Regions from separate parts of the Homo sapiens genome. Here region 2 is linked to region 1. A link is a loop called in an ENCODE intact Hi-C map of the cell type or tissue named here. Cell type or tissue: A673. All regions are shown on one strand. Links, peaks and the distances in the headings refer to the core of each region. The heading gives the core; the rest is flanking DNA.

Evidence for each region. Peaks named below come from ENCODE experiments on the same cell type or tissue, not always from the same donor. Only the 100,000 strongest peaks of a DNase experiment are listed, where the experiment ranks them.
Region 2: a loop joins it to region 1, with 7 times the contacts of the local background. A loop is called at or near these places in 10 of 110 quality-filtered maps.

What each region holds. Positions count from the first base shown.
Region 1 is chr2:78,343,277-78,359,413 of GRCh38, reverse strand. No RefSeq gene overlaps it. Among named protein-coding and RNA genes, the nearest start is that of SNAR-H, 400 kb to the right of the region's middle. In A673, for the core only: a CTCF peak has its summit at 8,013 (motif pointing left); a DNase peak (open chromatin) is centred at 8,003.
Region 2 is chr2:78,972,355-78,988,491 of GRCh38, reverse strand. No RefSeq gene overlaps it. Among named protein-coding and RNA genes, the nearest start is that of REG3G, 45 kb to the left of the region's middle. In A673, for the core only: a CTCF peak has its summit at 8,659 (motif pointing right); DNase peaks (open chromatin) are centred at 7,421 and 8,691; H3K27ac peaks cover 1,571 bases.

The DNA of each region.
Region 1 (16,137 bases), core at 5,514-10,513:
TGTCTAGTTAATTCACATATGATGAGGAAAGAAAGTCAACAAACGCTACTCATATAAACATCACCTGATTTCATTTTTAGTGATCCATTATTAAATCCAAAGGAAAAAAAAAGAGTAAGTTACATTTGAGTGAGGCATCTAACTGGGAAAATAAGGTCTTAGAATAAATACAAGGAAAAAACAATAAAGTAGAGAAAATTAGTGAATCATCAGAAAACCTAAAGGCACACTGCTCTCTACAAAAACATCAGGAAGTCTCCAAAAAGAAACAAGCACTATAATCTGGAATATTCAAAGAACAAGAGTAATATTTTTTCAATTAAAAATTTGAACCCATACCCAAAAACACAGAAGTGCTGGAATTTTAAGCAATCTCTATCTCACAGAAGGTAGAAAAGCCCTAGTAACAAACATTGACAATATGAGCAAAAACTCTAAAAATCCAATCAAAGAAGGCTAACCTCATGTAAATAGATAGGCTTGAACAAAGAACAGAGAAAATGAAGATGATAAAATTATCACAAAATATGCAACAAAAAAATTCTATAACAGAAGAGTATGGGTCTTCAGTAGGATCTTCAAAAGACTCAAGACAATAACTAAAAATAGAATCCCCAAATATACCATTATGAGATTCTAGAAGATATATGTATATATATGGATACATCTTCTGTATATCTCTATATAGATATATATTGAAGATATATGTACTATATATAAATATAGATATATAGAAGATATAATTTATATATAGCCTATAGAACATATACACCATATATTTATATATAAATATATATTTATATATCTTCTCCCTATATATCTCTATATGTCTTCTAAATATTTATAGAGAGAGATATATAGAAGATCTATCGAGAGAGAGAGAGAAAGAAAGAAACAGCAGAAAGAAAGGGAAGGGATAAAAGAGTTACTTTCAAACATTCAGTAAGGAGAGTTGCATTGGGCTTTTCAAAAGTAATATTCCCTTTTAGCATAAAATATAAAGGATATTTCTAACTTAGAATTTGAGAGTTTTTAAAATAATTACACATATGTAAGGTAAAATTAAGACTTTTAAAATATTCAATGTCTCAAAAATACCACCTATGTACTATTTTTCAGAAGGTTGTATGATTTTATGATCCAGTAAAATGAGGGTCTGGGAAATAAGAGAATCAACGCAAGAGAGAAAGATGGGTAATTTGAAGAATGATATGAAGGGTGAAATAAAAGGAAATCTCTGAGTCCTATCCATCCAGAAATTCTAAAAGCAAACAGCAAGATGAAATGTGACCAGGATTCCAGAAACTTCCTGAAAATAGCCGTACCTCTCAGGCTTTTTATAACACTGGGTAGAGTTAAAGAAAAGTCTAGAAAATGTTAAGCAGATGTATATAAAGAAAAAAAATGGAAGAAATCATTGTCCAGGGCTGGACACTTGAGTGTGCAAACTTGGGTGTGCATCAGAATCTGCTGTGTGTTTATTAAGTTGCAATTTGCTGTATTGTGCTCTTCCCAACTCCAACCCCCAACATGCACACACAACACACACATCTGCCCAAGGGTTTAGTGTAATACTGGGGAAAGTAATGAGACTGGTTATGAGAGTATACCAAAGAAATGTTGGAAATAAAACAATAATTTTGCATGATGAGAAAAAACCTTTTCTGGGTTACTGACTAAAACAGAAAGCGGGCAGGAAGGTATAAGGCCCTTCTCCCTTTTCCAGCTTTGCTGTCTCCTTCAAGTACTTAAGACCAGAAATGAGATGTTAAGCTAAACTTAGAGAATATTTTAAAATTTAAATATGAGAGTAATGATGATGGGTATTGAGAAATTCATTTAGGAAGAATCCTACCAAAAGCTAAGTTGCCATACGGAGTTTCTCTAATGAGAGATATGTTGTTTTGGAAATACAAGACGTGGAGACAAAATAAATAAGGGAATTGTGTATGCTTTAATTTAGTTAACATTAGCCCCCAAATAATATTAGCTTTATTTTGTCTCTTACAAAAAAAGTAAAGTGAAACTTGGGTTATTTAGCAGCTCTGCGGAAATCAGGCGACTTCATTTCTGTTTCACTACACTAGTCTAGCACTGGCTGCCATCTTAAAAGTTATTTGATGCTCACAGATAACTGAGGAAGCTCTAACTGTTCTGGGATCTAGAGTGGCAGAAAGAAGAATGTAGGAGAAACACAATAGCACACTTCCCAACTTAGTGTCTTGCATGTGGGTTTTCCCCAAATCCCACACATTTCTGCTTAGATCTCATTGGTCTGAAGGTAGTTTCATGCCATACGTTGCTGCTGGTGAAGCACAGAAATGCCGTCTTTTAGCTAGGTTTTTGCATTTCTAAATAAGTTGTAGATTCTGTAATTAAAGAATGAGGATGTAAATGTTATTGGCAGGCAACTGGCAGGTGTGTCCCTGAAGCCCAATACAAAAGCTTAAATAGGAGTACTGTGTAATGTTTGCTATAGTTTGAATGTATTTATCTGTCTAAAATTCTTATGTCAAAAACTTAATCCCCAAGGCAATTGTATTAAGGCAATTGAGGGGTCCGTTAGGTGGTGATTGAATCACGAGGCCTCAACCCTCATGAACGAATTAGTTCCCTCTTGAAAGAGGTGCAGGGAACTAGCTAGCTCCTATGATCTTCTTGGAGACACAGCATTGGCCCCTTCTGCCATGTGAGGACACAGCAATAAGATGACATCTTGGAAACTAAGAGAGGATCTCACCAGACACCAAACAATGAGTTTAGGGAGAGAAGAGAGTTTCAGGAGAGAGAAATGAATGTGAGAAGTACAGGAGTTTCCAGGAGTCCAGATAATGAGTTCTTTTCAAGGGACTATATATATGTCCCTTCTCTAGCTTTGCCAGGAGAAGTTTAGAATATACAAATTCCATTTCAAAATAAGAAACCTCCTGTACAGTTTTGGGGGATGATAGATATATTATCCAAGCAATGCAAAATGATACATTATTAGCTGGAGTTTTTGGCTCCGAAGTCTGAGATAAAGCTACGTTAAGCAGGTTGAACCATCTGGGACTTCTTCATATGCTAAACTCCTAAGCAGTCTTAGACTAAACATGACAAAGCTCTATTTATCTCCCCCTACATTAATTCACAAACCTGACTCTCAGGCCAAACCACTGTGATGCAAGGAAATATAAAAAGCAGATCAACACACACACATGTCTGTCAACGTAAATGGAGAGGAGTCCTTGGCCTGGTGCCCAAGTTGAGCACGCACAGTACAGCTATTATGTGCAAGTTGCCCTCACATTGCCATGCCTGGCCACAGAGTGCTTTCCAGGGTACACATCTAGTACTTGATATGAAAGTTTTCAATTTTTCAGTCCATGACCTCACTGATTCTTTAAGGTAAGTACATTTACACAAGAAGCCCAGCTCCTAAAGAGGTTGTGTCTCTTGCCCTGATCAGAGTGGTTGAGCTGCTTTGTAAAACAAGGAGCCTGAGTCCATAGCATTCACTCTTAGCATTCACTCTTTCCCACTATGCTACTATTAATGTCTCGTTGACAAAATATTTTCATTCATGTTCTCTCAGTTGACCTTCTCAGCAAAACTGAGAAACACAAAGTAGGTATTGCCAGTATTTCACTATATAAGTTAGGAAACCAAGGTTCAGGGGATTTTATTCAATGTCCACAACAGCTAACTGGCAGAGTGGGGGTGACATGTTTTATAATCCCAAATCCAATTATCTTGCCACTCTGCTATCTCTCAAAATTTGTAAAGTTACTGCTGTTTTCTGTTTTTAACTCATATCTAGGCAGCTTCAATTCAGTCACATGCTTTGGAGAATAATATAATGCATTTCTTGAAGATCTGGGGTCATCTATTGGAGTTAGATAATGACTTGTACACTTATTTTACACATTACATTGCAGTTGATAATAAAATAGGAGTTCTGAAAACAGTAGAATCATTTGAGGCTTTACTAAATCATGTGGATCACTACCCATTTCTGTCTGGACATTTATAGATTCAGAATTCATTCATTTAAATATCAGGGCTCCTAAGTCAAATACACACACACACACACACACACACACTGAGTTTATTACAGAATTTGAGGTAGAATATATGTCCTTTAGTTAGGTTGCGTTTAAATTACTCATCCTGCCTATGGAGTCTGAAACAACAATATGGAAGAATAGGATTTCAAACATGTGAAACATTATTGTTGTAAAGCCAAATTAAGTAGATGGGAGATATTAAAGTTAAGGACTGAACAGAAAATGTATGGGACATAGATTCAGGAGATCTCAGCGAACTATAGGGAATGTTGGAAGAAGTTGTTGACACATACACAAAACAGTACTAGCATAATGCTGAGTCAATTTTCAACCCCAGCTTTTAAAAGCCAAAAGCAGTCTTTTAAAAAGAGTGACTGACATCTAATTAAGTTGCATTATGATCAGGAAAGACTGCCATTCCCAAACCTTTTACAAAGTCTTTATTAACTTACTCAAGTCTCAATGAAGTCGTTTTAAAGCCAGAGGGAAAACATAAAGAGGCATACATGTCTATTAAATATTTAAAAAGAAAAGAAACACTGTGCTCACTTAAGAAATATCACCACACTAAGTCATAATTTTCATTTTGCCATACATTTTTATCATATCTTTTTTTTCTCTTCTTGCCTTTATATTCTTTATTCACACATCTCCTTTATTTTTACTCTGGTTTCCTTTGACTTTGTACACAAACCTAGTCATGTACTTTAATACAGCTTATTTATTCCATGAATTCCCCATCCTAGAGTTTGTGATATATAAAATTGTAATTTCCGCTTTATAAACACAAAATACATTTCTGTAGTCAATAAATAGATTTAGTGTGTTATATTGAATTTATTTTCACATGTTGTTTTTAATTTCTCATTTTATCTTTCTGTCTTCATTTTTTATTCTCTATAAATATATTCTACACTAAATACTTCATCAAGGTTTTGAAGGTAATACATTTTGTTAGCTTTTTTATGTCTGAAAATATGCACCTTGATTAATACATTTGGCTGAATATATAATTTGAAGTGATAGTTACTTTCATTCAACATTTTGAAGACAATACTCATTTTTTTTGTATCTGGAATTGTTTATTCTGTTATTATTCTGTGATTATTCTGTAATTAGCCTAATATTGTGTCTTTATATATCATTTTGCTTTTTTCAGGTAGTTTCAATATTTTCTGTCTAACATTGATACTCGCAGTTTCACTCCTTTTTATCTAGGTATGAGTTTATTTTCATACATCTTTGTTGGCACTTTTAATAAATATTCCATCTATGAACTCATTTTTTATCAATTCAGATATTCTTAGTTATTGGATCTTTGAGTGTTTAATCTGCCATTACCTTTATTTTTTCTTGAAACTCCTCCCATAATTTATTAAAAAATGTGTTAATAATTTCCCATTGCCTTTTAAAACCTCTCATATATTTTATTGGTTTTTCTATGCATTACTATCTGGGTCAATTTCTTGTTAGTAGAATCCAGTTAGTGTATTTTCACTTTTCCCATGTTTAGTCTAGGTTTTCAAAACTGTCTCAAAATTAAAGATGGTCTCTGACTCCTTGAGGGTTCAACTTGTGATTTTTCAGCTTTATGATGGTATGAAAGTGAAACATATTCCGTAGAATTGTACTCTGATCCCCATAAAACCATTTTGTTTTTCATTTTCAGTATGGTATTCAATAAATTACACAACATATTCAACACTATTGTAAAATAGCCTTTGTGTTAGATGATTTTGCCCAACTGTAGGACTTAAGGGAAAGAGATATTACAAAATGAAAAGAGAACTTTGAGTCCCCAGACTTCTATGGGCATGAAGACAGTTGAGAAAACAACTTAGCTGCAAATACAAAATAATTTTTTATGAAAAATCATGGATAATTTAAGAAGTTAGAGCCAAGGTCCTAGAAGGGAAGAACTGAGAGTCATGATGAATCATTCTCAAGCAGTAGGACTGAGAACTCATCAAGAAAATAGCTTTTAACTGTCTGCCCAGTATCTTCCCTTTTCTGACCTACTTACATAGGGAATTAGCATGGCAGTCTCAGGAAGTGATCTCATTTTTTTTTTTTTTTCAGTCTACTGTTTTTTTTGAGAGAGAGACACAGTGTCAATCCACAAGGGCGGTTTGAAATATTTCTCTGGATAGAAAGAGATGAAAATGACCCAAAGACCATACAAATATTGAAATACTACATTCCCAGCTCAACTCTAACTGTAGGCCATCAAGTTGTTGTTACCCAGTGTGCATGGTTGCTTGCTTTTCTCCAGAATCTTGAGAAATCATAGATGGAGTGTCTGACAAATAAGTTGATCCAGGGCTAGAAGTTTGCTGGTGAATATAAAGAAAAGAGAAATAGGGCAAAAAGTTGTATATTCACACAAGGGTTGTTAAGCTTTGTATAAACCAATGTTCCAAATGTAGGCATGGACATTAAAATAGGAGAGTTTGACTCGGAGAAAGGCAGAGATCAGGGAATGAGCAACCCCCTTGCTTGGATGACCTAGCTGCTTCAGAACAAATGGGTGATGGATGGATGTGTGGAAAGACGCGTTTAGAAAATAGATGTCTGAATTTGATATTTTGGATTTAGACATTTTAGGATTATCTAATGACTCAAAATATGATCATGTGAATGAGTAGAATGGAAGTAATGTTTACCGGAATTGAATAGTTCCATTTAAAGCATTGGCTCGGCAATTCTCATAGACACCAATTTCCCCAGCTGATGGCAAGACCAAAGACAATTACCTACCTGATAGAATAAGTTAGTCAATGGTAGGAGGCTGAGATGTTGATGGTTTGACCAGATTGGTAACATGAGCAAGTAGTCATATTGTTATTTAGCAAAAGTAGATATTTAAACAGTGTATGTTATGTATATGAATGTTACAACCACCTAAGTAATGTATATATATATATAAAATCCTGAAAAATTACAAGAATTATATAGAACAAAATGTTAACCATGCTCAATATCTTTGTCTTTTCTAGTTTTGTACATTTTTCCTTCTTGTTCTATATAGTTTTTTCATAATAAAAAATGAGAAATACATCTCTTTAAGCCATATTTATGAACTTTGAAAAATATTAATGACATCTATAAATGTTTTAACTGTCTTTATCTTATTTTCTTGTGGTCACACGTTACAGTTCTCATAAAAAGTAATTTATCATTAAGTGATATTATATAAGAAAAATAGTCAAGAATATTAACTAGCTGAATATTTTCATTTTCATATCTCTTTGCCTTTAGAACAGTCATGTATCTCTCTCCTTTATGTTTACTATGTGTAAAAGAGTGAATTGTTCTGAACAGTCCTTAAAATGGTTTCCAACTCTAATATTCTAGTATTTTAAAGTGTTTGTTAATTACGTACAATGAACTAATTATTATAAATAGTCTCTAAGATAAAAGACACATTTTGGGAGGCCAAGTTGGGAGGATAGCTTGAGCCCAAGAGTTCAAGACCAGCCTGAGAAATATAGTGAGACCTCATCTCTACAAAACATTAAAAAAATTAGTCAGCGTGGTGGTGCATACCTGCAGTCCCAGCTACTTAGAGGGCTGAGGTGGGAGGATCACTGGAGCATTGGAGGCAGGGGAAGTCAAGGCTGCAGTGAGCTCTGATAGCACCACTGCACTCCAGCCTAGGTGACAAAGTGAGACCCTATCTCAAAAAAAAAAAAAAAAAAAAAAAAGGCAAAGAATGAGATGGAATCCCTGACTATAAAGCTATTAAAATTGAGATGATCGTATAACCATAATGTCCCAGAGGATATTTTCCTGACATATGTGTATAAGTATCACGTACAGTTTTGGGGGTGACCTTTAATAAGATTCTAACATAATTATGCTTGTCATGATTTTGCTTGAAAATAATTTTACTAGAAAGTTTAGTAATTTCTTTATACCTAGGGCATATGAATAGTGATGGAGGTATCATATCTAAAACAGTGACATCTGGTGGCTTTAAGTGAGTCTTACAAGGTTACTATATTTAAATTTTAATATAAATGAGAGTAGTGAGGCTAAGGTCCGTAATAAAATGCGACAAATATGTTTACATCTATTTCTTTTAGAAAAGATGCAAATATTTGTATATACATGTAGTTTTACCTTACACAATTATGATGTAAACTCTATTATTAAAAAGCAAAAGACACAAGATACCTTTGGTCCAGTATTCATTTTTGTCATGCTATAGAAATTAGAAAAGTCCCACGTTACCATCATTTTATGTTTACTTTATATGTTATCTATTCCAAAATGGAAAATTTTGATTTGAGAGGAAAAAGGGCTATTCATCTGAAAAGCCCTGTCATATTCCTTGACTTTATAAGATATAAGACGTAAATAATATGAAAAGTAAAGCTCTCTCTCCCTGTTAGACTATTTTTAAGGCTAAGTTTTCCTTAAGACCTTTACTTTTCAGAACAATTTTTCTTTTCTTGCATCTACTGAATCAAATATCTGAATTATGATCTCTTCCGAATAACCATAACTTCTCTCATCTCTACCATTTCAACTCTCCAAAAGGTTGAGATTATAACTAGAAAACACTTTAAGGGCATAATGCATCTTCGATTTCTCTGAAGTCTTCCCTGGAATTTGTACAGTGCCAATAGTGCTGAGAACAAAGTTATGCGTTCAATAAATTCTTACTGAAATGACAGTCATCCTGATTCCGCCTTATTTACCACTGTAGTCATTTCCCTCTCAACCCCAAAGTAAGCCCTCATTCATATAACCTTCCTCTTTCTAAGGCTAAACTTTCTGCCTAGTCTCTTGACCCCACCTCCAACTATCTCTTCAGGGAACTTGCTCTATCAATTACACATTCTCTTTCCAGACTTTTCAATCATTTGCCTTTCACTTGATGTCTTTTTTTTTTCTGCTTTAAAAATGTCTCCTCCACAGTTGAAAACAAATCAAGCCAGCCAACCAAAAAAGCAAGCAAGAAGCAACAAGAAACTTTTTACCTCAAGCATAATTGTCTTTATTTCCTTTCATGGCCAAAATTCTAAAATGTGTCAACTTTGGTGCTTCTTTTGTATACTCTGACTCACAACTAATTTAACAGTATGTCTCCAGCACTTTGTCAAAACTTTTTATTTGAATTACCTCTCTGAGTACTTTTTTGGTCCTAAAGAACTTATGTTGAGAATCCCACATTTATCTCCCCATACCCAATTATATCTGCTATTCAAAGTGGCATTATGTACATTGTGCAATCCCGTGCCTTTGTGTCTTGAAGATTCTGGAGTAATAGTGTATTTTACCTACATTAATGTCTCATCAGTTTGTCCCTCATTGATGTGGGGCTCCTACCTGACAACATTTTGTTCAGGCCTACTTCAATCATGCTTATACTTTTTTTAAAAAAAGTATTTTGTTGTTATTGGTACTGTGACTTAAATTATCCTTCTTTTCCTCAAATTCAGAGGCTCCTTTCCACCAAAGTCAAGTCTCGGTTCATAGAAGGTAATAAAAATTTGTTACTTTATTAAAATCAGTTGTAAATTCCGCTGAAATCTCTTCCACACTAACACGTTTGCTGATTTTTTTTTAAACAAATGTTTTAAAATCTCTTAAGTAAAAAAGCCAACAACTACTGAAATAAACTCACTGCTCTACCCCATCTTCATATTGAAGAAGTGAATGCATTAATTTATGTTTAAATAACAGTATTTTCAACTAGGTGCAGTGGTTTATGCCTATAATCCCATTGCTTTGGCAGGCCATGGTGAGAGGATCACTTGAGGTCAGGAGTTCAAGACCAGTATAAGGAACATGACAAGACCCTGTCTCAAAAAAAAAAAAAAAAAAAAAAATTAGTCGCATATGGTGGGGTGCACCTGTAGTTCTGGCTACTTGAGAGGCTGAAGTGAGAGGTTCACTTGAGCCTAGGTGTTCAAAATTACAGTGAGCTATGATTGCAATACTGCACTCCAGCCTGGGAGACAGAGCAAGATCCTATCTCTGAAGAAAAAAACAATTGATTATGCTGCATAGCAATCACGCCAGGTATTTTCTATAGCCTAAAATCTTGACTATGATTTATCTAATATTATTCTCACTCCAGTTCACTTCCAACAAGATGTCTTTTTATTACTTCAGCCTTAACATTTATTACTTTAGTCTTAAAATAGACTTCTATTTTACTTCAAATTGTCTGCTTTGTCTGATTTCCCTCTAGTTTTATACTCCTGTAAATAAAAATAATTTTTATTTATTTCTACTGTGAGTTTCTCACATGAATATGGTTCTTCATACATATTTCTTGTATATACATAATTAGATTTACTTGGTTATTCACTTGTAAGATTCATTTGTGGACTTGGTAATTTATGAAATTCCTGGACTCATCAGATTTAATATGAAATAATAATGTGGTCATTTCTTGTTAAAGAGAGAAGTATGTGTAAGGTGAGACATTTATAGTGAACATTCTCTGCTATATTTCTTAAAATGTACATATATATCAGGCATAATAAGTGTGTGTATTTGTACATTTTTCTGCTTTGTATGCATTCCATTGCATACTCTTTTTCTTGTAGGTACAACTTCAAAAACAATGACAAAAGGACTGACCTTGCTAAGGTAATATTCTGTAAGTCGTAACATCTACCTTTACCTGCACATCAGGAGGTTGATGTAATTGTATGTTAACTGAAGCTCACTTAAGTACTTCTCTTTAACTTATTTCTTTGCTCAGAACTTTATAAATTCAATCAAATAATTATATATAAAGATGATTATAAAATATTATATATTGTAATATATGTATAACATACATACAGACATATTCAAAATATATATTTTAACTGTAACAAAGTACAAGTTATGTACAGATATAATTACCACAATTCCAGCACAAGTAATGGGAATAGCTTAGGTCTGAATCTGATTTGAATCTTCTGATTTTATTATTTCAGCTAGTGATGCTCTATTGATCTTTGAATGTTCACATTAGTCTATGTCAGATGCTTAACCTTCTGCATCTGAACTCATAAATTAATTTGTCTGTCATTCTCAAGTTGCTGAAAACTCAAAGGTTAAATGAATAATTGTCATCTATTTCTATATCTTCAGTTCCAAATATTATTATTATATGTTTCACAGATTTATGCACATTGAAATGCCAGGCACATTTACTGCTTCCTAGAGTGCTCTGAAAACAAAAACAAAAACAAAAACCTTCTACCAAGTTCCTAACATCCTAACATCTAAATAGATTAATATCTTTGACCATGTTATGAGAGGTTAGATGCTTATACTGAGAATGCACATAGATTTGAGGCCTGAATAATAAAGTTATTCACAAGTCTATATCAAGTTCTGTTGTATAACTAAGGACCTCCAATTATGACAATAGAAAGTTTGCTGTTTAAATATTTGGCAACCATTTAGGTATATGCTGTACAAGGTATTAGTGGTTTTGAAAGAAAGTACAAATTCAAACTGATCAATAGAAAAATATAAAATAGCATGAATATTCAAAAAGTGAGAAAGTTATTTCAGTTTGAGAAATGAGTTTATGAAGATGATATTTAATGTGTATCTTAAAGGCTAAATTAGTCTGATATTTAATGTTGAGGGTAATCTAATCATCTACATGGCCTTTGAAATATTATGCTTAGATCACATTTAGGAAGAACTCCCCAGTCCCCTTTTGTATTTAGATTCAATCTATTCTACCTGTGATTTCCCATGGACATATAAACCTCTAGCTTTGCTTGTATATTTTTAGCATAAGATACCTCTCACTATATCTTGTAAAAATGGTTAGGTTAGGGATTACAAGCTTTTAAGGAAGTATCAGCTTTTAATTTTAGAGAAGGCTTGAGTCACCAACCATGGTGGCTCACACCTGTAATCTCATCACTTTGGGAAGCTGAGGGGTGTGAATCACTTGAGCTCAGGAGTTTGAGACCAGCCTAGGTGACATAGTAAGACCCCCTAGCTACAAAAACTAGAAACAATTAACCAGGTGTGGTGGTACATGCCTGTAGCCTCACTACTTAGGAGGCAGAAGTAGGAGGACCGCTTAAGCCTAGGAAGTCAAGGCTGCAGTGATTGTACTACTGCACTCCCACCTGGCAGACAGAACGAGACTTTATTTCAAAATAAAGAAAGAAAGAAAGAATAAGAAACGAAAAAATAAGAAAGAAAAGACCTGAGTCAGACAGACTTATGGTCAAATTCTTTATCATCTATGATTTCTTCAACTGTCAAATACTACAATAATGGTAATTTGCAGGGCTTATAATAAAGGTCAAATTAAATAATACATCTGATATTACATTAGATAGTTATACAATATTGCAAGTACTCAAAACATGGTAATTAATTTCTAATACTTGTTTTTAAAATTACATTGAGGTGATAAGATTTTTGTTTAAGAATGGTGTATTGAGTCCAAACTCTTGTTGCCTTATATGTAAGAAATTCTTCTAAAATAATAGAACAGTAAAAACTTAGCAACAACCAAAAGTGAATAAAATAATGACAAACATAATATACAAATAACATTCTACAATAAAATTTTGGAAGCTCGAATGCAAAGTAGACTGCAGTTTTCTCATTTAGCAGACTGGAGAAATCTGAACCTCAAGCCTACAACAGTAAGTCCACAATCCTAGAAAAATCCAAGGGCAGAAACATAAATACTTCTAATAAGGATATGAGTAATGATAATAAAAACTTGAATGTCTATCTGAGGCTCTTCAATTGACAGATCTTCTTCCCCTGCCACAGAACTATGCTACCTTGCCTCCCTAAACTCCAGTAGAAAACTTCAGGTATGTCTTCTAGTATAGAGATATTAAACTAGAGTTTCTCATGAACAGCCATACTGAAAATGGGGATTTATGGAAAACGTGCAAGGTAAATGGTAGCATCCTACAGAAAATACTCTCTGCACTTCAAAAATACTGTGTAGGACTTTTATCTTCTAGGAAAAAGATGAAATGATTGCCTTCCAAGAAAACTGACAAGTCTAAAATGAAACACCAGCATTTGCTGACCATTGGGCATATCTGTTATAATGACTACTGTTTATGGCAAAAGCTCACCAGTCAGCCATACCCTCCATACTCTCATACTTACAATCAACTAATTATTGCCCTGTTTTTAAATAAGAATGGGACATAGAGCCCAGATTTTTAGTAACATCTTCAATATTAGGCAAAGATCAAAAATAGAAAGAAGAAAAGAAAATCAGAAAGGAAAAGAAACAACAACATGAGTAGAAGAAAACCTTTTTTTTTTTTTTTGAGACAAAGTCTTGCTCTGTTGCCCAGGCTAGAGTGCAGTGGTGCAATCTCGGCTCACTGCAACCTCCACCTCCCGGATTCAAGTGATTCTTCTGCCTCAGTCTCCCGAGTAGCTGGGATTATAGGCGCCCACCACTGCACCTGGCTAATTTTTGTATTTTTAGTAGAGACAGGGTTTCATCATCTTGGCCAGGCTGGTCTCAAACTCCTGACCTCGTGATCCACCTGCCTTGGCTCCCAAAGTGCTGGGATTACAATCGTGAGCCACCGCGCCCAGCCAGAAAACATTTTAAACATACGATAATAGTCTCAAAAGATAAGACAAAGAAATTTCACTTATGAAACATGAATTGAAGTTATAAAGAAGACACTCAGAAAACAATGAAGAGTTCTAGAAAATTAAAAATTGATAGCAAGAATGAAAAATTCACTAGTTGTTTTCTCAATTTTGACTAAACTTCCACAAAGTAAAACATAATTAACAAAAAAAGTATGAATAGTAAGAGCAAAAAGGTTAGGACATTGGATGATTAGTGACAAAAGCTCAATTTCTACACCATAGGGTTTCCAAAATGAAAGAACCGAGGAGAGGAGAGGAGAGGAAATTACAAAGTAAATTATTTAATGAAATTTTCTGGAATTAATATACATTCATTTTCATTTGAGCTTACCAAGTGCCAAGGAAAATAGAGGAGGAAAGAAAAGCAAAGACACTTCATTAGAAAATAAAATGCGTCTGGAAATAGATTCTAGAAACTAAAGGAAAGAGGTGGGTGTTAGTAATCATTATGCCATTTTGAAAAATCAGTAGCATTTCTATACAGCACTTAACATTCAGGCTGAAAGCCAAATCAAGAATGCAATCCCATTTACAATAGTGACAAAAATATAAAATACCTAGGAATGCATCTAACCAAGGAGGTGGAAGATCTCTCCAAAGAAGACTACAAAACATTTCTAAAAGAAATGACAGATGACACAAAGAAATGGAAAAATATTTCATGCTTATAGATTGGAAGAATCATTATCATTAAAATGGCCATACTGCAAAAATCAATCCACAGATTCAATACTATTCTTATTAAACTACCAATGTCATTTTTCACAGAATCAGAAAAAAACTTGTTAAAATTTATACGGAACCAAAAGAGAGACCAAATAGCCAAGGCAATCCTGAGCAAAAAGAATAAAGGCTGATGCAACACATTACCTCACTTCAAATTATAATATAAGGCCACAGTAACCAAAACAGCACCGTAGTGGTACAAAAACAGACATGTAAACCAATGGAAAATAATAGAGAACCTAGAAATAAGCCACACACCTACAGCATGTGATCTTCAACAAAGTTAACAAAAATAAGCAATGGGAGAAGAACTCCCTATTTAAGAAATGATGCTGTGATACCTGTCTAGCCATATCCAGAAGAATGAAACTAGACTCCTACCTTTCACCATATACAAAAATTAACTCTAGGTGGATTGAAACTTTAAATATCAGACTTCGAGCTAGAAGAATCCTAAAAGAAAACCTAGGAAACAGCATTCTGGACATTGGCCTTTAGAAGAATTTATTACTATGATCTCAAAAGCAATTGCAACAAAAACAAATATTGAAAAGTGAGACCTAATTAAACTAAAGATCTTCTCACAGCAAAAGAAACTCTCAGCAGAATAAACAGACAACCCACAGAATGGGAGAAAATATTTGGAACTATGCATCTGATAAAGGTTTAGTATTCAGATTGTATAAGCAACTTAAACAAGTAAACAAGTTAAATAAAAAATAACCCCATTATAAAGTGGATAAAATCATGAAGAGACCCTTCTCAAAAGAAGACATATAAGCAGCCAAAAAACATGAAAAAGTGCTCCGTATCACTAATCATCAAAGAAATGCAAATCAAAACCACAAGGAGATGTCATCTCATACCAGTCAAAATGGCTATTATTAAAGCCAAAAAAGAACAGATTCTGGCAAAACTATGGGAAAAAGAAAACAGTTATATACTATAGATGGGAATGTAAATTGGTTCAGCCACTGTGGAAAGCAGTTTGGAGATTTCTTAAATAACTTAGAACTACCATAGGAGCCAACAATTCCATTGCTGCATATATACCCAAAAGAAAATAAACTATTCTACCAAAAAGAGACATGCACTCAGATGTTCATTGCAGCAATATTCACAACACCAAAGACATGGAATCAACCTAGGAGCCCATCAGTGGTGAACTGGATGAAGAAAATGTGATACCCATAGACTGCGCAATACTATGCGGCTGAAAAAAGAACAAAATCATGTTTTTTGCAACAACTTGGGTACAGCTGGAAGCTATTATCCTAAGCAAATTAACATAGGAAAAGAAAACCAAATACCATATGTTGGCACTTGTAAGTGGGAGCTAAGCATTGGATACTCATGGAGATAAAGATGGCAATGATAGACACTGGGGACTACTAGATGGTGGAAAGAGGTAGAGACCTAAGTGTTGAGAAACTATCAGATACTATGCTCAAAACATGGATGATGGGATCAATCATACTCCAAACCTCAGCATCACGCCATATACCCAGGTAATAAACCTGCACATGTACCCCCGAATGTAACATAAAAGTGGAAATTATGAAATTAAATATATGCATACATACATACTTAAATTTTCTATTGTTAACCTCTTCGTGTTTCTAAATATATGTTTTTCTGAAAAACAAATTTCCCAATTATTTCTCCTACACTGATTTTTTTTTTGAATAAGCTTAGTAAAGATTCCCACTCTCAGTCCTTGAATTTCTAGAAGTAAAATTGCTTA
Region 2 (16,137 bases), core at 6,591-11,590, 630 kb before region 1:
GAGAAGTCTAAGATCAGGGCACCGGCAGATCCAGTGCCTGGTGAGAGCACTCTTCCTGGCCTGCAGATTGCTGTCTTCTCATTGTATTTTCAGATGGTATAGAGAGATAGGAGCAGGCTGTTTTGTCTGTTCTTATTAAGGCATGAATCCCGTCATGAGGGCTCCATCCTTATGACATAATTACATCCCAAAGTCCACGTCTCCAAATACCATCACATTACAGATTAGGTTTTGGCATACAAATTTCAGAGGGACACAAATATTCAGTCCATGGGGCTGTAAGAAACCCTCAATACATGTTAGCTGTTATTGGCAGCAGAGATGGTAAAATCTAAGACTAGATCATCTGCTGAGAATTTTTGAAAGAAGGCAGATGGGGCTGGAAGGAAAAGGTAAATCTTTGGGAAGATGCTATTGAGAACAAAAGAGCAACCCCTGTAGGGACTACCGAAGTATTGACATGGAGCCACCCGAACCTGCTCCTAAAGGCTCCATGCTATCTGGCCTCCTGTAGGCACCAGGGGGTCAGGATCTGTTAGACTCCTAGTGATTACTAGAGGCCTTTGAACCAGTACTTAGTCAATCCACTGCAAGCCAGCTTGACTGCTGCTTACTTTGCAGGCCTAGGAGCCAGGAATAAGGCTGAAAGCTTTTGATTCATTTTTAAATTTAATTTAGATATGGATTGGCAGATTTCTTTGGATAGAATATTAGAATTTGCATGAAGGTTACAATGCTAAAGAATTTAGAGATCATGGACCATATGGTTACAAACCAAAGTCTGGCAAACTACTTGGGTTTCTAATGAATATTTCATTGTGTGCACTTTCTCAGATTTATTGACTGTATATACATGTAGTTCGATGAAATTAGAAAGAAAAGGTCAACAACTTTGTGGATGAGAGAATTTCTATAATATTTGTAAATTAAATTTATGATAGCAATGTTTTGTGATTGTAGGTGATAATTACGAAAATGAAGATCACTCACTGGATTCCAAATCCATGTCAGTAATGATGTGTGGGCATTGAGGAAAAGCAAGCAGAAAACTAGCAATGTTAATTATTAAAAAGCAAAGGGCAGTGAATTAATATTGTGACAAACTGGAAATAACAAATAACTTACAATTATCAAAATCATTTCTAGAAAATTAATAGAATGAACTAAATTTTGTTATATGCATAGTTATATATAAATGTTTTACCATAAGGAAGACCCAGTACTATGACATCATTCTTTTATTTGAGAGAGGTCTTAGATAATATTTGAGGATGTCTCATATACCTCTCAGTTAATAACAGAAAACATTAAAGAATAGAAATAACCAAATTGAAATTGGAAACTAGAATCTTGGAAGAGATTTCCACAGTTATACAGTTCATTAAACTCTTTAGAGCTGTGTTGTCCAAACATTACAGGTGGAGAAATCAGTTTGGTTGTTTGCAACCAGAATTTTAAAACATTGAATAAGACAGCAAATATTAGAGTAGTAACAGCAACTGTTCTATGATATTTTCATTTTGTGTGTGTGCATGTATGTGTGCATATGTGTGTGTGTGTTTGTATAGGGCTGTGATATAAAATGAAAAGTTTGAAAAAGAATATTTTAGAATATATTAGGGAGAGGACACTTAGGTAGAATAGGAAATTATAAAACACACATAAAATTGAATTATTAGCAAATCTTAACAATGAATCAATTGCTCAAGCTCTGTGATATAGTTTGGCTGTGTCCCCAACTAAGTCTCAACTTGAATTGTATTTCCCAGAATTCCCACGTGTTGTGGGAGGGACACAGGGGGAGGTAATTGAATCATGGGGACTGGTCTTTCCCATGTTATTCTCGTGATAATGAATAAGTCTCACGAGATCTCATGGGCTTATCAGGGGTTTCTGGTTTTGCTCTTTCCTCATTTTTCTGTTGCTGCCACCATGTAAGAAGTGTCTTTCGCCTCATGCCATGATTCTGAGGCCTGCCCAGCCACGTGGAACTGTAAGTCCAATTAAACCTCTTTTTCTTCCCAGTCTCAGGTATATTTTCATCAGCAGTGTGAAAATGGACTACACTCTGCAAAACAGATTATTAAGTGATCATTGAGAAGTGTCTTGAAAAGACAAATATAGAGGAGTTGAAATACATATCCAAGTCCGGCTCTTTGTCAGAAGACGGCATGGAATTTAGTATTATTACTAGATCTCATGAAAGTATAAGAATGAGATATCTTCTGATCTGAGGAGACCAGAAACCAAAACCAAGACTTAGAAACTGAAAATATGGCAGGGTTTGAGGCAAGCATAAAAATTTCGTCCAAATTTTCAGAGGTTATTGATAAGAGGAAACTTGGACATGCAGGCAAATTTTTATGTTGCTGTCTTTTCTTTTTCTCCCCTCTTTTAAAATAAATGTTTTGGCAAATAAGATGTCTAACATGAGAAGCGCAGGCAGGCTTCTCTTGTCCAAATGGAAAGTGGTATGTAATCTGTGTCATATTTTTTCCTACTGCTTTTTGTTGGGATAGGCTGATGGCTCAATTTATGGAAAAATAATTGCATAAACTATGAGTCTTGAGTGATGTATCAGTCAGGATCTCCAACTCTTCTCCTCTGTATGTAACTCTTTCGTGGAAGTTAGAATACAGTTTGAGGATAGTTTTGATATGGTGTCTGTGTGCTCTTCTAACCCATGAGTTCCTTAGGGAAGAGACCAGTCATGTTTGTTTTTGAGCCATCAGCACTTTTGAGCAGTGCTGACTTCCTCACAGTAGGAAAGCAATATCTATTCATTGACTTGAACAGTTGAATTAATCTGAAAACAGGAATAAAAACCTATCAGAAAAGTGGAAACAATAACTTAACAGTCATAAGGAGTACCAAAGACCTAAAAGTTATCAAACACATACATTGGTTAAAAATAAATGAAATGCACCTGGCAACTGGTTTAACTCTTTACTTAGTTGTTTTCATGCCTTTGAATGCTTGTTATTTTCTTCTTCCTTAAAAATAATGGGTGACTTAATCAGGAACACTGGTGTCTGATAAGTGGTGTACTTGACTTTTCATTCTTTTCTTTTTTTTCTATGAAACAGATTCTGACAGAGACCCTTCATTTTTGATCTATTCCTTGAAGAGGTGGCATTGCCTAACAATTTTAAGCCCAGTGCCTTTGTTTCCAGAGACTTTTACCTACGTTAAATGCTGTGGCTAAATGCTGTGGCTTTACCTATGTTAAAATGCTGTGGTGGTATTTCTGCAAGTTATAGAACAGCTCCAGTCAAATTGGCTTTGAAATAAAAGGAAAATAGTAGCTAACTGAGCTATAAAGAGTTATCTTATAGGGTTTTGGAACAGTTTGTTCAAGATCTCAGCTTCTTTCTTTTGTGAAGCTGTTGCCCTGTCCATTTTTCTATGCTTATTAGCTTATCTCTCAGATTTACTTTTATTATGGTTAAAACATTTTCAGCAGTTTGAACTCTTACATGTGTGTACTGAAATGTCTGAGTGAATAGAGTGTATCATTGACTTACATTTCCCAGAAAAAGGTTTGAAATTTATTTGTTCTATTTGTTTGGAAGCCTTGGATCACATGATCACCTGTGGACCACTCGTAGGAGTGAGGGAAAAGGATTGGGTGGACAGGCTTAGACAAAGTTCAGTATTCTTTCCTGGCAGTTGAGAATGGAATCACATTTCTTGCAACAATATTGGCGAGGAAGGGAAATCAGGGCGTTTTCTTCCTCTTTTTTTCTTGCCATTTATATGTTGGAGAAATAATGCCGTTTGTTCTGAAAATTTCTACGATTCTTGATTTGGCCGATTGCATCCTCAAGGTGTTATTTGACACACTTTCCAATTCCCTGTGATTCCATCGTGCTGAGCGTGATGATGAGTGGTGTACAAAGAATGAAGAGTCAAGTATGCCACTTATCAGCGTGGGGGTGAGGGAGGAAGCAGATCATGACTCAAGTGCCACATATCTTATTTTTATTTTTACTCTGATTTAGTAGATTTTTTTAAAAGTGGTTTTTATTTGCTGTATGCCCATAGTACAATTTTCAGAGACTTAAAATGCTTCTCATTATGTAAATTTCCCCAGTTATGACTGCTTTGCTGGAAAGTGAGTCCATAGAGCTCTGCATGTCACCTTTTTGGAAGTGGAACTCGATGTTATGCTGGATATATTTGAACTTGCTTTCTGCCATCTTTCTGATATATAGTTGTTCCATTTTTGTATGCATTTTGCCTTGTTTGGGTTAAGATTTTTTTTTTGTTTTTTCGTTTCTTGCTTTATAGAATTTTCTCTCAATTTGTATGGAATGTATATAGGATATTTCTTTGATTGATTATCTTTGAAATTTTAACATATATGTTTAGCTTAAAAAGTGTCAAATTAAATTAGTCGTCTTAAGTGGGGGTGGTGATTTTGTCCCCAAGGTATGTTGGGTAATGTCTGGAAACATTTTTCTGCAACTTCCATGTAGTGGATAGAGGACAGAGATCCTGTTAAACATCCTACAGTGTGCAGGGCAGTCCCTCACAACAAAGAATGGGCTAGCTCCAAATTTCATTGGTGCGAGGTTGAGAAAACGTAAGTTAAACAAGAACTGAATCCCCCATTTGTATTAATATAAGGCACTTAGAATGGTTCTCCTTCCTTATTTACATACTCTTTTTGTCCAGTATTTTAGTTCTGTCCTGTATTATTGTTAAATCCCTCACTCACACACCCATTGTTTTTATCCCTCTAGTTCCTGTTTACTATTTATAGGTTTTGAAGCTTTCCCTACATTCTTAAAACCAGCCGAGCTACAAATGCAGTCAGTATCCTTCCTAAGATTTAGGTGTACTATAGTGACAGGGCCACTTAGAATACCTAGTCAACTGTAACACCAAGATAGAAGTCCCCTCTGTCTCTTTTAGCATGCCATACAAAAGTATACTCAATAAAAGATATTTCATTGTAACTATCATGCCTGAAGTTCACAGGTTAAGGAAGGGGTGAATGCACCATGTTATTTTGCAAATTGTGCTTTGCAATGAAGCTTATGCTGGCAAATGGTCAGCACCAGGAAACTCTGGAGGATTGCAAGGTAACAAATACTGGTGTTTTCTGATAAAAGTCAAGTTGGTGAAATCGGCCTGTTCTACTGTGTTGCCTACATAATTTGCTTGTCTGTGCAGCCAGATTTTGAGTTCAGATTCTTCAAGATAAAACCACCTCCATTTCTTCTAGACACTGATGGATCAACTTTATAAAACACCAGTGTATAATAGCAAGAACAGGTGCTTGATTCTTCCCTATTAGGGGCCCATCTTGCCGAAGGATGGGTAGTCAGTGCTGTCACTGGGTGCTGTGCAGAGCTGTCAGGTGTAATAGCTCATCTTTGACTTCCTTTGTTTTGGGAACCTATTCTTGTCAGAGTTGGAATAAGTAATTTGAACACTTTAGTTACAGCCAGCAGAAATGGAATCAATACATGCCAAGATTAACTTCAGTGATTAATCCCAGAATCAATGAACCAAATGATTATCATTTCTCTCAGCTGAAAATTCTGGGATAGAAGATTGTGATTAAAGAGCTGGGTTAATTTTCATCGGCTGGCTTCTGCAGCAGACGTAGCTGAAGCCACTGGTTTGTTTTGTTTTTTTTTTTCTTTCACTTCCTTTGCCTTGCAATTGCTCCAGCAATACCTTCATGCTGCAGCCAATTCCTGTTTCACACGGTGGGGTGTTCAGAAGCCAGATTTGACAATGATGAGAGGCAAAGTTGACTTAGCCTGGGATGCTAAATCTCCAAGGAAAATGCTAACCTAGTGAAACTTCTAACTTTTAAATCAGAGTGATTATTCTGACTCTGTTATGGGTAGGCGGGTGTTCACTGTCTTTCAAAGGAGAGCAGAAGGAGGCTGGAAGAAAAGCTGGGGATATAGCAATTTCAGTAGAGGTGCTTCCAAACAATGACACTAGGCATAATGTATCCCCTGCAACTAGTAGGACTGTGGGGTTACCATGTGCCAAGCATGGTGCTCAGTGTTTCATGTATCTTTTTTTTTTTTTTATTTAAAGATCATATCAACTCTCTGTGGCAGGTGCTGTAAATATCCTCATTTAACAGATAAGTAAACTGAACCTTAGTCACTGCATTATCTTTCCCTAAAACACACATTTAGCTTAAACTCAGGTTTATCTGATTCATTATCTTCTGGTTTCAGTTGCTTAAGATCATCCAGATATGGCTAGGGGAGATGGCTCTTTTTATGGGTTCAACTGTGTCTCCCCACAAAGATATGTTAAAGTCACAACTCCTAATACCTCAGAACATGACCTTTTTGGAGATAAGGTCATTGCAGATGTAATTAGTTAAGATGAGCTCATAATGAAGTAGGGTGGACCCCTGACCCAATATGACTAGTGTCCTTATAAGAATACATCCATGTGAAGACAGACACAGATGACAGAGGATTGGAGTGAAGCATTTACAAACCAAGGAATGCCAAAGATTGCCCACAAACCACCAAGCTTCAGAGTGAACATGACCCTGACAACACCTCGATTTCAGACTTCCCAGCCTCCCAAACTGTGAGACAATACATTTCAATTGTTTTAAACCATTCAGCATTAGTGGTACTTTGTGACAGCAACCCAAGGAAACTCTTGGGTTAAAGGCATATGCATACACGTGTTATTGGAAAATGTATTAAAATGAGCAAGCAACACATAATGCCTAAAGCCCTCTGTGTATAGAACACAATGTCCAAGAGTGATGGCAAAGTCACAAACTTGGTCTGTGTGCTTGGCTAACAAAATGCTTGTGATTTATTTCTCATATACTAATTGCCAGGCGTTATCTGGGCTGAGAGTCCATGTCACAAGATGAGCTCTAACTCTGGAGCCAGACCTGCTTTGATATGAGGCTTTATCATATCTGAGCATTGAGACCTTGGGGGAAATGACTTAATCTGTCCTTTGTCTCGGTTCCTTATCCGTGAAATGGGGAAGATGATCCTAAAGAGGTTGTTGTGGTCATCAGGTAAGCTAATTCATATAAGGTGTTTAGACAGTGCTTGGCATATAACCAAAGTTATTGCTGTGCATTCAATAACTGTGTGAGGTGGGTAATGTGATCCTAATTTTATGAATGAGGAAATGGAGGCTTAAAGGGGCTAAGTTATTTCTCCAGGACCGTAAAGACAATAAGTAACAGAAGGGGCATGGAACCCCATGTTCATGTCTCCAAAGCTGGGAGTACTTTCGTCCCACTGCACTGCCTCCCAAACCAGAGCATGCAGCCTAGTCTTGAAAATAAGGAGCTGGTGCACATCAGAAGATTAATATGAGTACGTGCAATATGTACCAAATGAGTCCCATGGGTAGCCTGACCATCCACTGAGAGTGTTCTTGTCTTGTTGGGACACATGGAGGTTTCTCTCTGGAGGAAGTGGGATTTCCTGTCATGTGACATGGTTGAAAGAGCTGGTCCCCTCTCACCATGTCAGAAGCATCTATCAGTCTGACTTTAAGGTTCAATAACTTTGGAGAATACTGTACTTGAAAGAGAGGGGAAGAGCACACAAAGGGGAGGGGAAGTTGAAGACGGGTAAGTTCCGTTTCATCTCCCATTAGGCTTATGAAGTAGGGTGATCGGAGACTGGATATCAATATTTTTAAAAGCCTTGTTGGCTAGAAATGTCATGATTTTTTTTCTTCTTGCTGTAGGGATGGAATAATCCGCACCCCCTAGAGCCAAACATAACATTTCAGTGGACCCTTTTTTATGCAAAGCCAAAGCCAAAATCTAGCTTCAAAATGGAAACGTTTAAGACAATGTGGAACTAAATGATTTGCTTACATAATAATCTATATGCCATTTTTATTGTGGACCAAACTTCAGGTTGAAAAGGGAAGATTGGCATTTCACTCTTAAGTATTATTTGCCAGGGTAGACACACATATCAATCACATACACTGAACATTGGGATGGTGGGATGTGTTAAAACAATTTGAGGTTCCAGAATCAAAGAACACCATCTGTGAGAGTGAAACACAAAAGCCACTTCAAATAAAATGTTCCTGAACTCTTAGCCTCAAATCACTTTGTTGATAAAATTACTGAGCTTGTTCCATTTATATCCATATTAACTTTTAACCTCTGCACCATTCCAATAGTAAAAGATTAATCACACAGACTAATGATGCGGATTAATGAGGGAAAATCTGAATCACTGAGAATACCAATGCCAAAAGTGTTGAACAAGAATGCAGTTTTATTATTTTCATGTGGCATATATACAAATACTAAGTAGTAAGTTCCAAGTATAAAGCTTTTTTAACAACCCCACATGATATAATGTATTGAAAATACTTCCACATGTTGAAAGATTCCTTGTACACGTAAGTGAATTATTGAATTGCTGAAGGAAGCCTTAAGAATCTTGGCTGCCAATTTTAGTCAAGATCTCTTTTAGTTGCGTGAGCTTGAGTATACACAGAGGAATTATCTTGAAATTTAACTCTACAAGACCCTCAACATTTAATCAGACATTCACAATTAATAGGTTAGTAACTATCAATATTTTCTGATATATCTAAGTATGCTGTCCGAGAAAGTCACCATTGCTTTGGTTTGGGAAGGTGTTCCTTTGTGTAAAGAAGCAGAGGACCAGCAGGTGGCAGTGTATCCCCACCTGTGGGAGGAGAGTTCCTTGGTCATGCATGAAAAGCCCCCCGCTCAGGCTGGAAACAAATAACATAAAAATATTTCTTTACTCTGTGGAAAGTGGAAATTCATCAACCATTTTCTTTTTTTCTTCACACAGCTGTAGAGTGTTGGTGAAGTACCTCCTCTCAGAGTCCTTGTCTTTTGGGGTGACACGGCCCTGCCAGCTCACAGGTCCTCGGGTGCCCTTGCCATTTCCCAGGGCGGATATTGCAAAGTCCTGCCAGAGACCACTCAGATGCCTGTGTCACAGTCGCCCAATATGAAGTGTGTGCTCTCCAGAAAAGCAGTATCCTCCAGCACACTCTCGGGTTAATAGAAAGGGTGCTAGGGGAACACAAGGGATCCCAATTCCTCACTGCCTGAGATGATAAAACATCCCTGGGGTGATGCTCAGCAATGCAAAGACATGAATGAATAAGCTGGAAGGAATCTTGGAGTTCCTGGCTATCCTCTTCATTTCAAAGAGAAAGCAACAATGGCAAACCAAAATTATCCACCCCAGACCACCCAGCTCATTATGTGGTAAAGGCAAGACTAGCACTCAAGTCTCCTTGCAACCCAATTAATCTTTTTTCCCATACGTTTACAATGCATTGGTATTAGGCAAAGAAAAGTTCGGCCGGGCACGGTGGCTCACGCCTGTAATCCCAGCACTTTGGGAGGCTGAGGCAGGCAGATCACCTGCAGTCAGGAGTTCGAGACCAGCCTGGCCAAAACGGTGAAACCCTATCTCTACTAAAAATACAAAATTAGCCTGGCTTGGTGGCGGGTGCCTGTAATCCCAGCTACTCAGGACGCTGAGGCAGGAGAATCACTTGAACACCAGAGGCGGAGGTTGCAGTGAGCTGAGATCACGCCACTACACTCCAGCCTGGGTGAGAAAGAGAGACTCCATCTCAAAAAAAAAAAAAAAAGAAAAAAGAAAAAAAAAGTTCTGAACAGGTCAAGGGAAAGGAAATGCTTTTGTTGACTGGTTTCTGTATTCCAGGCACTGTGCTTTTTTCTTTTGTACGCACAGTCCTTCAATCCCCAGCTGCTAGCAGATGTGATTATCTTTTCATATATTCATCACCTGAAGTGCAGAGGGGTTGCATGAGTTGCCTGAATCACTTGGCTAGTAAATGGTGGTAGAAATTTGTGTCTCACACTTGCAGAGAGAAGCAAGAGTCAGTTTTTAGAAGTCTTTAAGCCCTGAGCAGGGAGGAATGTGTAAGGATTAGAGGACCAGCATCAAAGGTTGGCTCCTCCTTTGTCTTTGTAAATACTACTCTGCCTTTCATGTTGTGCTTTCCCCAGTCCCATTTTACATTGGAATCTTCCCACAAAACTTTCTCTGAACAATCCATCTCAAAGTGCTTAATCCTCTGAACAAATGTATTATTTTTGCTTATCAGGCATGTATCATTTACTGCTTTTAAGAAACAATGATCTCTTTGTGTAAAAAATAATATTTTCTTCCAGTTTGATGATAGGTGATTACAACTATTCTGATTGCATGATGGATTAAATATTTAAGAAACCAGTTGGGGTTTACAAAAATAGAATGAATCCCTTCAGGGAACATTGATAATACTCTCTTAAGACTGATATTTTCTAGTTCTCTATGTTGAGAATCTTTTAGAATGGGGATCAGTGCCCTCAACTCTCCACAAGTGTTGAACTAGTGACCTGGTACATTGGTCGGGCTACCCTTGACAGCTGCAGGCATGTGGCTTTTCTGGAGAAATGAAGCAACTGTCAACTTTCCCATAGTCTAGTTTCTATAATTCATGCAGTGTGCACTGTGTAGAAGGTGGATCCTGGGATAGCAAAACCAGAGTGACTTAGATTATATAGGCAGTCATATGTGGACTGGCGTGTTAAAATTCAGTCACCAATGGAGTAGCTTAGAGCTAACTCCTCCCAACAAAGGAATTGCATGTTGAATGGCAACCATCATCACGCACAGTAGAAGTCTCTTTTTGAGGAAGTATTTTTTCTAGGTAAAGAAAGAGGAAGTGGGCCATCGGTGGTTAATTTACTGTGTTGAGTAACACTGAAAGTTTCCTAGTTCCCAAACAGGGTGGACTAGTGAAACTAAGGTGATTTTTCTGCTCATAAGGTCACACTTATGTGTTATACTACATTTCTGGGAATCTTGTCATAAATCTGCATCACAAAAAGTAACCTGTATCTATCTCTCTAAATCCTGAGACTAAGTCATATACTAGGTATTTTATTCCTTGAAATACCAAAATCAGAAAAGGTAGAATGGAAAAATATATAGCTTTAGAATCAGACAGGAGTGAATTTGATTCTTGATACTGGCATACATTAGTCACTTGAGCTTACATATCACATCAGATCTCATTTTTCTGCCTATGTGCAAAGTGAGGATAATAACATCAGCGTTAAAGAGGATTGGATGAGGGAATGTTAAGTTTGTGAAGCATCTAGAGTAGTACATGCCATTTAATAGTTGCTTAATATAAAACAATAACAGTTATATTAACCAATGAGGCAAGGCCACTTGAAAACGGCTTGCCATTGAGAAGAGAGGGAGAAACGGTCCTATTTTTTAATGGCAGGCCAGTTGCTCACTCACTTGTTCTTTCATTCATTCGCTCACGCACTCACACACAGTATTTTACAAAACCTGAGCTAGGTACAGTTATTGAATGACAACGTGGTAATTTCTTAACTTTAAAAATGAATTATATTGAGATATAATTTTATATTATACAAACATATTTTCAAGATAACAAAGATTAGAGAGAATAAATAAAAATGGAAAATAGAGAAACAATAGGGAACATCAACAAAACCAAGAGCTGGTTCTTTGAAAAGATCAACACATTTGATAAACTTTAGCTAGATTGTCTAAGAGGAAAGAAGATTTGAATTACAATCAGGAATGAAAGAGGGGATGATTTTACAGAAATATAAAAATAATCTTAAGAGTGTACTATGAATAATTGTACACCCAAATTGAATAATTTAGATGAAATGGACAAATTCCTAGAAACATACAACCTACTGAGACTGAATCATGAAAAAATAGAAAAGCTAAATAGACATAGACCTAAAACTACTAAAAAGACTGAATTAATAACCAAAACCTTTCAAGAGAGAAAAGTCCAATATTAAATTACTTTACTGGTGAATTCTACCAAATATTTAAGAATTACTACCAATATTTCTCAAACTGTTGCAAAAATTTGAAGAGGAAGAAATGCTTTCTAACTCATTCTATAAAGCTTTTCCTCTAAGAAGCAAGATAAGGATGATTTGCTTTTGACACTTCTTTTCAACATAGTACTGGAAGTCCTAGCCAGAGCAATTAGGCAAGGAAAAAAAATAAAAAGTATTTACATTGGAAAGGAAGAAATAAAATTATTTTTGTTTGCAGATAACACATTTTATATTTAAAAAACCCCAAGATATTACAGAAAAACTGTTAGAAATAATAAATAAATCAATAAATAAACAAATTCAGCAAATTTGCACGATGCAAATTCAAGACACAAAATCTTGTGTTTCTATATTGTGACAATGAACAATTTGAAACTAAGAAAATAATTAGAAAAAATTAAGTAAACAATTCAATTTATAATAGCATCAACAAGGGTAAAATACTTAGGAATAAACCTAACCAAAGAGGAAAAAGACCTGTACATTAAAAACTACAAAACACTGCTGAAAGCAGTTAAAGAAAACACAAATAATTAGGACTACATTCCATGTTCATGGACTGAAAGACTAATATTGGTAAATTGTGAATACCACATGAAGACCTACAGATTCATATAATCTCTATAGAAATCTTGATGACTTTTCTTTCAGAAATAGAAAAATCCATCCTAAAATTCATATAGAATTTCAAGGAACCCTGAATAGCCAAAACAATCTTGGAAAAAAAAATGAAGTTGGATATCTTATACTTCCTGCTTTCAAACTTACTATAAGGCTATGGTAATCAGAACACCGTGGTACTGATATAAAAGCAGACACATAAGCCAGTGAAATAGAATACAGATCCAGAAATATACCCTTGCATATATAGTCAAGTGATTTTCAACAAGACTGCCAAAAATATGATGAAGAAAGTGTAGTCTTTTTCTGCAACAAATGGCATCAGAAAATCTAGATATTCACACATAAAAAAGTTGGATTTTTACCTTACACCATATGCACAAATTAACTCACAATGGAAGGAAGGCCCATATACAAAACCCAAAACTATTAAATTCTTAAAAGAAGACATAAGGTAAAAACTTTATAACATTTTATTTGGCAATGACATCTTGGATGTGATATCAAAAGCACAGGCAACAAAATAAAAAAAATAGGTAAGTTGGATAAAATTGAAATATTCTGTGCATCAAAGGACACTCAAACTGAGTGAAAAGGCAACCCAAAGACAATCCACGGAATGGGAGAAAATATTTGTCAATCATATATCTGACAAGGAATTGATATCCAGAATATATAAAGGACTCCTACAACTCAACAACTCAACAACAAAAAGCTCAGACAAACCAACTTAAAATACGGGCAAATGATCTGAATGTATATTTTTCTAAAAAATATACACAAAATAGCCAATAATGAAAAGATGCTAAACACCTGAAATGCAAATCAAAATCACAAGTAGATACTACCTCAAGCCCATAAGAATAGGAACTATACATAGATATATAAGTATGCATAATATATTTACATGTATATAATATCTATACATATATAAATGTATTTGAATTTGGTAAAGATGTGGAGAAATTAGAACATTTGTGTATTTCTGGTGGTATAGCCACTACGGAAAACAGTATGGCAATTCCCCAATATATTCAAAATAGAATTACCATATGATTTGGCAATTTCATTTCCGGATTTATAAGAAAATGAAATATGATATACTCAAACAGGTGTTTGTACACCCATGTACACAGCAGCATTATTTACAATACACAAAAAGTAGAAGCCACCCATATGTCCATGCACAGATGAATGGATAAACAAAATGTGGGGTGTGTGTGTGTGTGTGTGTGTGTGTGTGTAATGAATATTACTGAGCCTTAAAAAAAGAAAACTGGCACATGCTACAATATGGATGAGCCTTGAAGAAATTATCCTAAGTGAAATAAGCCAGTCATAAAAGGACAACGTTGTATGATTCCACTTCTATGAGGTACGTTAAGTAATCAAATTCTTGGAGGAAGAAAGGAGAATGGTGGTTGCCAGGGGATGGGGAAAGGGGAGAAAGGGGAGTCAGTATTTAACAGGTACAGAGTGTTAGTTGGAAAAGATGTAGAAGTTCTGGAGGTGGATCGCTGTGATAATCTCACAGCAATGTGAATGTACTTGATGCCACAGAACTGTTTATTTCAAAATTGTTAAAATAGTAACTGTTGTGTATATTTTACCATAATTAAAACATGTCGGCCGGGCGCGGTGGCTCACGCCTGTAATCCCAGCACTTTGGGAGGCCGAGGCGGGCGGATCACGAGGTCAGGAGATCGAGACCATCCCGGCTAAAACGGTGAAACCCCGTCTCTACTAAAAATACAAAAAAGTAGCCGGGCGTAGTGGCGGGCGCCTGTAGTCCCAGCTACTTGGGAGGCTGAGGCAGGAGAATGGCGTGAACCCGGGAGGCGGAGCTTGCAGTGAGCCGAGATTGCGCCACTGCACTCCAGCCTGGGCGACAGAGCGAGACTCCGTCTCAAAAAAAAAAAAAAAAAAAAAAAAAATGTCTGTTTGCAAACATAGTGGCTCAAGCATACTTGTGACTAATGGGCAACTTGTCTAAAGTTATAAAAACAGACCTATTCTATGTGAATAGTTTAATGAGATTGACAGATATATACATCTGTGTAACCACTAGCCATCCATGTAACCACTGTTCCAGGAAAGATATAGAACATTTCTATTACCTGATTATTTCCCACATGCCTCTTATTCGTCTATCTGACCCTTATCTTCAGCCTTAGGCAGCCGGTAATCTATTTTTCAGTCGCTGTAGCTTAATTTTGCATATTCTAGAACTTCACATAAGTGGAATCAGAGCATATGTGTTCAATTGTATCTGTCTTCTTCCACCTGGCATAATATTTTGGCTCTTATTCATGCATTTGTGTGTATTAACAGTTTGTTCCTTTTTTATTACTGAATAGTATTGCAGTGTATGAATTTACCACCATGTCTTATCCATTCACCTGCTGATAAACTTAGGTAATTTCCAGTTTTTTATTATTATGAATAAAGTGTTCAAGTATTTGTGTTGATCTATGTTTTTATTTCTCTAAGGTAAGCACTTTGAAATGGGATTGCTGAGTCATATTTTACATGTATGTTTAACTTTATAAGGCATAGCTAAACTATTTTTGAAAATATTTGTACTAAATTACATGTCCACTATGTATGAGATGGTGCAATGTATGAGATTACCAATTGCACTACATCATTGCCACACTTGATATTTATAATTTTAAAAATTAATTCATTTAAGTAAGTTTGTAGAGGTCTTTCATTATGAATTTAATTTGCATTTCCATTGTAATTAAGGAAGTTGAGCATTTTTTCATGTTCTTAATAGTCATTTGCTTATCTTTTTTTTGATGGAATGTCTGTTAATATGTTTTGTCTATTTCTTAATTCTGGGTTATGTATCTTCTCATTGTAAAGTTGAACTAACTTCCTGTCTATTCTTTTGTATTGTCAAAGAAGCTGTAGGTTCCTTGTCAGAGATGTAAAGCAAATGTTTTGCCCAATTTCTGTCTTACCTACTTCTTAATGGTTTTGTCTAAGGAAAAAACTTTTTTAGCTCTTATGAACTTGGAATTTTCAATATTTTTTAAATGATTCCTGTTTGTTTGTTTGTCTTTTGTGTGAGGTCTAACAAGTATTTCCCTATACTAAGTTGATGGATACTTTCTTCTATGTATTTTTTTTTTTTACTTTTTATTTTTTGAGCTCTTAGAAATAGCACTATAATCTATTTTGAGGTAGATTTTGTGTATGGTATAAGGTAAGAATCAGAGTTTACTTTTTCTCTAAGTTTATAGAGCAACAGTTGATTAGAAGATTATCATTTATCAATTGAAATTTTGGGATGCCTTTCTTGACTATATGTGTCCAGTTCAATTTCTATACATATACCTATATTCAGGTAGTCTTGACTTCTGTAGCATTATGGTAAGTTTTGAAATTAGCTAGTGTGAGTCCTCCAATTTTGTTCTCTTTTCCAAAATTGCTTTACCTATTTTAGGTCATTTTCATTTTTATATACATTTTAGCTCATCATTGTTTACACAAACCTTCTGAGATTTTTGACTGGGATTTTGTTGAATATGTGAATCAATTTGGGGAGAATTGAAATCTTAACAATAATAAGTCTGTCAGTTCATGAACATGGTGTATTTATATGTTTATTTACAACCTTAATT